Linked DNA regions of Homo sapiens: region 2 is linked to region 1. Evidence: read pairs that join two places in POLR2A ChIA-PET (ENCODE). Cell type or tissue: PC-9. All regions are shown on one strand. Each heading gives the region's core, and the rest is flanking DNA. Links, peaks and the distances in the headings are about the cores only.

The links. Peaks named below come from ENCODE experiments on the same cell type or tissue, not always from the same donor. Only the 100,000 strongest peaks of a DNase experiment are listed, where the experiment ranks them.
Region 2: POLR2A ChIA-PET joins it to region 1 with 6 read pairs; 3 of 35 experiments call an interaction of 5 or more read pairs at or near these places.

The regions. Positions count from the first base shown.
Region 1 is chr6:12,284,468-12,288,745 of GRCh38, forward strand. It overlaps a transcript of EDN1 not described here. Among named protein-coding and RNA genes, the nearest start is that of EDN1, 3.8 kb to the right of the region's middle. RefSeq lists enhancers at 3,502-4,002, 4,003-4,278. In PC-9, for the core only: CTCF peaks have their summits at 3,064 and 3,269; DNase peaks (open chromatin) are centred at 2,094, 2,464, 3,014 and 3,544; H3K4me3 peaks cover 1,336 bases; H3K27ac peaks cover 2,432 bases.
Region 2 is chr6:11,616,516-11,620,793 of GRCh38, forward strand. No RefSeq gene overlaps it. Among named protein-coding and RNA genes, the nearest start is that of TMEM170B, 81 kb to the left of the region's middle. In PC-9, for the core only: a CTCF peak has its summit at 2,237; no DNase peak of the experiment used is centred there.

The DNA.
Region 1 (4,278 bases), core at 1,150-3,649:
CACTCCAGCCTGGGTGACAGAGTGAGAATTTGTCTAAAAAGGAAGGAAGGAAGGAAGGAAAGAAGGAAGGAAGGAAAGAAGGAAGGAAGGAAGGAAAAGCAAGCAAGCAAGCAAGCAGGAAAGAAAGAAAGAAAGAGAAAGAAAGGAAAGAAAGAGAGAAAGAAAGGAAAGAAAGAAAAAGAAAGGGAGAAAGAAAAAGAGAGAAAGAAAGAAAGAAAGAGAGAAAGAAAGGAAAGGAAGAAAGAAAGAAGGAAAGGAAGGAAGGAAGGAAGGAAGGAAGGAAGAAAGAAAGAAAGAAAGAAAGAAAGAAAGAAAGAAAGAAAGAAAGAAACCATGAAGGTAGCTGCCGTATTTCTATGAAACCTTCCCTCCAGAATTAGTTCCTTTTAGCATCTCATTCAGACACATGGAAAGCTTGTTTAAAATGACTTCACAAATTAGACTTAATGAAGTGACTTGACTCAACTCCCCTCACCCTCAAGTGGTCTTTCCCTGCATCAGAGTCCCTTTAGTTTCGGATGTCACTCATGACATAGAATGAACATTTAAAAGATGAGGAGGCAGCCACTGGCTATCACATTTTTCTGAGATGTGTGAAATATGATTCTAATATTAATAATAATAATTAACAAACAATAATATCCTAATATAATTATTAATCATGAATTATTAATACATAATCATATCATTATTTTCTCTTAGTCTAATTTATAGGTTCAGATGTGTGCATGCATGTGTGTCAGTGGCACTCAGAGAGGAGATTTAAATAGAGAGTGGGAAGGGAGATAAAAGATAACTGCTGCAGCACTGGAGCAAGAAGCCAAGGGGAGGTATCCGTTAAAAACTTTTTGGGATGTGAACCTTTTGTTTTTCTAGATTCTGGATGCCGGAACATCTGTTTTTTGAGATGCATCTGTAGGAGCATTTTTGTGTGGAATATTTGAAAGTTATCTTGAAAGTAAAGGTCAGAGACAGGAATTGAAACAGGGCTTAATTCTTAAACAAGAAGGTATAAGATATTGCAGTTGATGGAACTGTGGTGAGCATGTTCCCCAAGGGTGGTGAGCATGTCTGTGTGGGCATAGAAGATACATGTACGAACATTTTTATTTTATTTTATTTAGATGGAGTTTCACTCTTGTTGCCCAGGCTGGAGTGCAGTGGCGCAATCTCGGCTCACCACAACCTCTGCCTCCCGGGTTCAATGATTCTCCTGCCTCAGCCTCTTGAGTAGCTGGGATTACAGGCATGCGCCACCATGCCTGGCTAATTTTGAATTTTTAGTAGACATGGGATTTCTCCATGTTGGTCAGGGTGGTCTCGAACTCCTGACCTCAGGTGATCCACTTGCCTCGGCCTCGGGATTACAAGTGTGAGCCACCATGCCCAGCCAAACATTTTTATTTTTAATAGCTTAATGAATGTATAATGATTAAATGTTTAGCATGTATTAAACTATGATTTCATGTAGTTTTTTTAACCATACCAACCATGATTTCATATGGATTATTTAAGCATACCAACCATAATTTCATGTACATTATTGCTTAAGATAGTAATGATATAAAATTTTCTTAAAATTATTCATGTAAAAGAAACAAGTCAGTTAAAAGGAAAATATTAAGTAAAAATGTACAGGTGGCACCCAAATATGGTAAAAATTGTGAAGCAGTTTAATGAATAACTGAACTTTGGGAAATGCTAGATTAGAGAATTGGAAATACTCTTTTAAATAAACACTTGCTATCTATGATTATCCTATGGATGAGTGTCCAAGAAATAGAGATGCATATGTTGTATGTTTTTAAAATGTACAGGATGAATTTACATTGACCATCATATTTCCTGTGCTAAATCAACCATTATTTTTTGGACTATAGGGAGAAGCTGTGTTTCTTCATAGCTCCTGGAGATGTGTGATGTGTCACAGGCCTAATAACTATATTACACATTTTTTCACAAAAGTGCTACATAGAGTAGAAATGTATAATAGTTACCAACCCAAGACTAAATCAGGCCTAGTGGTGTGGATAGCTTCACTTTGCCTATGATAAAATACTTCCTCATTCTTTGTGTGATTTTCAAGCAACTTAACGACTGTTAGCTTTGCTGAGCTAAATGCAACATCTCATACCAAATTTATTGGCTTGGCAAAGTTACAAATTTTATTACGCAAAAGTTGAGAAAGGAAAGCTGGAGAATGCTAAAAACAGTACAATTTGCTACTGTGTAGTATCTGTATTGGGGGCTCAGCATGTTTTATTTATAGATATCTATTAATACAGAGATACAGAAAGAAATACATAAAAAATAGTTTTATCAAATACTTTCCAGCATTCAAGTGTAGCCTCAAAAGCAAGAATAGGCCAGGAGTGGTGGCTCACGCCTGTAATCACAGCACTGTGGGAGGCCAAGGTAAGAGGATTGCTTGAGGCCAGGATTTCAAGACCAGCCTAGGCAACATAGTGAGATCCCTATCTCTACGAAAAAATTTTAAAACTTAGCTGGGCATGGTGGCTTGAGCCTGTTGTCCCAGCTACTCAGGAGGCTGAAGTAGGAGTGTCACTTGAGCCCAGGAGGTTGAGGCTGCAGTGAGCTATAACTGCACCACTGCACTCCAGCCTTGGAGACAGAGTGAGACCCTGTCCCCAAAAAAATTAAAATTGAGAAAAAAAAAAAAGGCAAGAACAGCCACAGCAAACTTTCTATTGGGGAAAAAAAAAAATCCTCCTCTTTACATCTCTCCCTTCCTTCCCTTCCCTTTCTGAGAGTGACTGTGGCCAAAAGGAGCATTTTCCCCCTGCAGTCCTCTGAGGGGTGGGGTGGGGCTATGAAGCTATCCTTCATATTCACTCCTTTGTCCAGCTCTTTTCACCTCTAGTTCTTCTCCCCGCATCTCTGTCTAGCAGTGCCTTAAGTGGAGGAGGGGTGGGGGCATCAAGCTTGTAAAACTGGTTTGTTGGGGTTCTCCTTCTCCCCTCATTTCTTGATTCTTGGGAAAATGTCTTGCTGGGAGGCTGCCTGGCAGTGCCCTAGCTGCCTTCTGTGGGCTTGAATGGGGCTTCCCTCTGCCCCTACAGGAGGAAAAGGGAGCTGCTGCCAGAGGGAGAAATGGAGAGATGGACAGAGAAGGCAGGTGCCACCCCTCGCCCCTGACACACAAAGAAAAAGACACGGAAATTCTCTCTCTCTCTTCTCTTCTCCTATCTCTCTCTCTCTCCCTCTCTCTCTCTCTCTCTCTCTCTCACACACACACACACACACACACACACACACACACACACACAGGCGCGCGCGCGCGCGCGCAGGCACACGTCTTGCAAATTCAGGATTCAAAGAGACAGGGGCACCATTATATTTGGCACGGTGGGGCCCTTCCAGGTCTGAAATCCTGCATTCTTCCTTACTATTTACTTTCCCCGAGCTCGAGAAGGGCCAGGTGTGGGCGGATGGCTGGCCACGTTTTGTGTTTCCAATTCATATTCACGGGATGACACAGACGGGGCGTGGTGAGTGCTGTTGGAGGCGCTTGGGCAGTTTCATTTTGCCCCACTTCTCCACCTGAAGGCTGGGCGTTGCTGGAACCTGCAGGGGCAGCCTCAGCAAGGTGGGGTGGCGTGGAGTGGGGTGGGAGAAGGGACTCCAGCTGAAGTAGAACCCAGGCTGGACCTGAGAATATTGGGGAGGGCATGGGCGGTGGTTTCCGGGTAGGGGCCTTGAGAACATGTTGGTCCTGACTGTTGTCAGTGTTTGGTCAAAGTTGCCAAAAGGTTAAAAAAAAAAAAGTAGGGGGAGTCCCTGCCAAGACATATTTCCCAGGCCACCTTTCTTCCGCGGGAGTGTTGGGGGGGAGGCGCTGCTTGGAACCTGTGAATGTGACATCAGCTCTCCTCTCCTCTCCCAAGGTCGGCTTTGGAGAGGGAGGTCAGGGCACCCTTGCCTGGCACAGGCGGCAGCGCTGGCTTCCGGCTCAGTGCCGCCTGTCCTCCGGGAGCTGTGGCCTCCCTGGGCCCCGGGGCTAGGCTGAGGTAAGCGCACAGCGGAGGCCAGGGGCCCCGGCAGAGGCCCTGGGGATAGGGTGGAGGCATCTCTGGGTGTGGGTGTGGGTGTGGGTGTGGGAGGGAGAGTTCTTGCCTCTCTCTCTCCCATCTCCAACTCTTGCTTCAGTGGCTCTTTTAGAGGATGCATGTCATTATGGACCTGTCGCTGCCACTGTCCCTGTTCCCCCAGCTGTGACTTCGAGGGAGGTCTGGGGATCTGAGTCTGTCCAAACCCACG
Region 2 (4,278 bases), core at 1,007-3,506, 670 kb before region 1:
GCCGGAGCTTTCATTCCTGAACACTACAATTCAGGGCCTACAGTTCATTCCTCAAAAATGAGGCCATAATTCAGTTGAGGTCATTTGTTTTCTAATTCCTCTTCAGTATCTGTTTGGAAAATCACTTACTTAGCTTTCTTCATCCACTCACAGTGTCATTACTCTGAACTTTTAACATAAGTGTGTGTATGTGTGTGTGTGTGTACACATACAGTTTATATATATATACACTTTATATACATACGTATATGTACACACACACTTTTTATGTATTTATATATTTAAAGTATATACTTTATATATACATATATTTGAAGTATTTATGTATATAAAAATATGTATATATAAAGTATATCTGTAAAGTATAATATATATTATAAAGTATATTTACACCTAATTATACATACTTGAAATATATATACTGTATATATGTATATAAAGTATATGTATACATAAAGTATATATGTAAAGTATAATGTATATAATTTATATATGATATTATATATGATAAAGTATAAATAGTACATATATTATGAAGTATATGTACTTTATATAAAGTATATATAGCATGTATTATAAGGTATACATATTATACATACTTTATATATTATAAAGTATGTATATATAATATGTAATATACATATCATGTACATCATAATATTATATATTATATACATAATAATAAATATATAATATACATTATAATAATGTATTATATATTATATACATTATAATAATATATACTATATATATTATAATAATATATGTTACATACTCTATACATTGTGATGTTATATATCATATATTATAATTATATATTATATTATATGCATTAAAATAATATGTATTATATATTATATACATTATAAAAATATCTTATATATTATAATATATTATTACTTTATTATATATAATTGAATATGCATATTGTGTACATATTATATAATATATACATTATAAAATATATAATATAATAAAGTATGTATAATATGTATAATATAAAATATACTATGCATATTATACATACTTTATATATAGTGTATATATACGTGAAGTATATATATTATAAAGTATATATAAAGTATATACTTAAAGTATATATAGAAAGTATATAGAAGTATATAAGTATATGTAAGTATATACCACGTATACACTTATATATATTTATATACTTCTATATACTATATATATACTATGTATACTATGTATATGTAGAAGTATATATACTATATATACTATGTATATATAGAAGTATATATGCCACTCTAAAGTATATATAAGTATATAACCTTTATATATTTTATGTATATCTAAGTGTATGTAATGTATTTATGTGTATATACATGTAATCACCTGACTTCCACAATACTGATGGCTTACAGCTTTTTGCACACTTAACTTTCTTCCTTTCCTATCCCTGACTTAAGCTATAATATTGAAAGGTTTGAGGACTGGTTGGTGACCCGTACTTTCCTGCTGTAAAAGTGTCTCACCTGAGGAAGTGACACGGTCATAGACCAAGGAGACTGTGTCCTTTCCTCTCACATATGGGGTTTGGAGAGGAAGGATTGCTCCCCTTCTGGGACTCATGACCCGTGTTTTATTATTTGCCTTTGTATTAATTTCCTATTCCTTCTATTATAAATTATCACAAACTTAGTGGCTTAAAACAATTTGTTATCTTACAGTTCTGACGACAGAAGTCAAAAATCTGTCTCACTGGACCAAAGTCAAGGTGCCAGCAAGCCAGTGAGGCTGGATGCTTCTGGAGGCTCTAGGGGACATTCCATTCCTTGCCTTTTTCAATTTCTAGAGGCTGCCAGCCCTCCCCGACTCCTGGCCTCATCACCCCACCTCTGCTTCCATCATCCAATCTTCTTCTCTGATCCTGACCCTCATGTCCCCTTCTCACAGGACCCTGCAGATTAAACTGGGCTCACCCAGTTAATGCAGAATAATCTCCCCATCTAAAATCCTTAAGTTAATTGCATCAATAAAGTCTCTTTTGCCATGTAAGGTAACACAGTCATAGGTTCTAGGGATTAGGATGTAGACATCTTTAGGGGGCCATTGTCCTATCTAGCACAGTCCACAAGGCAAAATGCTGAAATTGTGACCCTACAGAATGTCCCACCAGCCAAGGAAGATTTTACTTATTGCCTACAGTTCAAGCAGCTTGGAACCGTAACACAAAACAATTCCCAGACACCTCAGAAAGGGGGCAGCAGATCAATATTTTTGATAGGGCTTAGAGATGCGTTTTTACCAGCAGGGAGTCAATATGAAGGTATGAGAAGATAGAAAAAAGGGATGTGGAGACTTACATGAATGTAATAGTCATCATAACATCTGCCATTTACTAAACCTTCGTGTCCTTGACCTAGGGCTAGGCACGGTGTATGCTGTTTCACTGAATCTGCACAAATAGGCATTGATGTCCTTGTTTTAAAGAGGAGGAAACTGGCCAGGTGTGGTGGCTCACGCTGTAATCTCAGCACTTTGGGGGGCTGAGGCTGGTGAATCACCTGAGGTCAAGAGTTTGAGACCAGCCTGGCCAACATGGTGAAACCTCGTCTCTATTAAAAATACAAAAACTTGCTGGGCATAGTGGCATGCACCTGTAATCCCAGCTACTTAGGAGGCTGAGGCAGGAGAATCGCTTGAACCTGGGAGGTGGAGGTTGCAGTGAGCTGAGATTTCACCATTGCACTCCAGCCTGGGTGACAAGAGCGAAACTCTGTCTCAAAAAAAAAAAAAAAAAAAAAAAAAAACACAAAAAAACGATGAGGAAACGAATTTGTACAAGGATAATGGGCCTTACAGCTTCTAGTCTAGGTAGGTTCCCCAGGACCACTGCTTGTCAGTAGAGATAATGATGTTTCTGAATGTGTTTTTAAATCACTAGAGTTACCTTCCCTGAAAAGAGTACCTTTAGCCTTCCCAGAACCTTCTGCTGTGGGTTAATTTCATCTTCCCTTATGTCAGCAGAATGAGTCTGGCCATTGTTAGAGAGGATGGTGTTTATCCTTCCGGACATCGCCCATTACTTTCTTTCTCCACTCAGCTGACCAGCAGTCTGTTGGATCTACTTGACTTTCATTAGAACAGAAACTACAGTGTTTTAATGATGGGCATTCAAGACCTTGTTAGAGAATGAATTTGTATTTGATTAACATTTATTGAATACGTGTCATGGGCTGTGGGTTGAGCTGGGTAACTGGCATATAGCTCAGTAAGTGTGTGATGGAAATGGGGCTGCTGCCAGCACAGGCCACCACAGCAGTTAGGCGGTCAAGTGGCTTGTAGTGAGGAGAGCTTAAAGGTCTGCTTACCACCATGATTTTCTGCCCTGCAGGAGAAGGGCCAGATGGCTGGACTCCATTCTGGTTTGAAGTGATTTTACTGCTTACTCTCCACTGATAGGAGTTGAGTCTCAAAATATGTGTCAGACTAGGTCTTCCTGTCACAAATAGTGAAAGGAGAAAATAAAATCGTAATATAGGAATTTAAGCTGATTTCAACAAATCTTGACATTGCTCAGACTGTACCCAACTAGGGGTGTGTTGGATCCTGAGCTGGCCCTCGAGAGCCAATTGTACACATGTTCCCAGTTCCCTGTCAAGGGATCCAGTGACATCAGGTTCATACCTTGCAACTAGCTACAGTAGGACTATTTACACCATGAAAATCTGCAAACACTACAGTTCAGGGCTTCGTTTGTTTCTCTAAAGAGCCAGTTTATCAGCATGCTACTGTCCCCAACACACACATTTTGTGTAAGTGATCATCATACTGAATTAAAATAAGTAATTAATTGACTAAATAAAGCAATGTTAATATTTGTTAGCATTGGTAGTTTACTATGTTTCTGAATATGGTTTTTTAATAACTAGACCTACTTCCCTGAAGAGAGTATCGCTAGCCTTCTCATAACCTTCTGCTGTGGGTTAGTTTCGTCTTACCCTATGCCTAGGCCTGAAAAGAGCAATATTTTAATATCGTAGATCTGTATGCTAGAAGGGATGCTAGAGGGTAAACAGAATATTTTTCCATTTGACAGACAAGGAAATGGAATTGACCCTGAATCAGAAGAGCTCCGTATCCTTCTTCTTGGATGAACCGATCCAGATCCCTTTGGGGATGTCTTTCTGCACTTTTCCCCATAGCGTCAGCTTTTGGAACTCAAAAGTAGTAGATATCCCAGGGACAGAGTATTCAAAGCTTTACTGTGTTAGGGATCGAAGTGACAGCAGAGTAAGGAAGTAAATCCAGGATGCA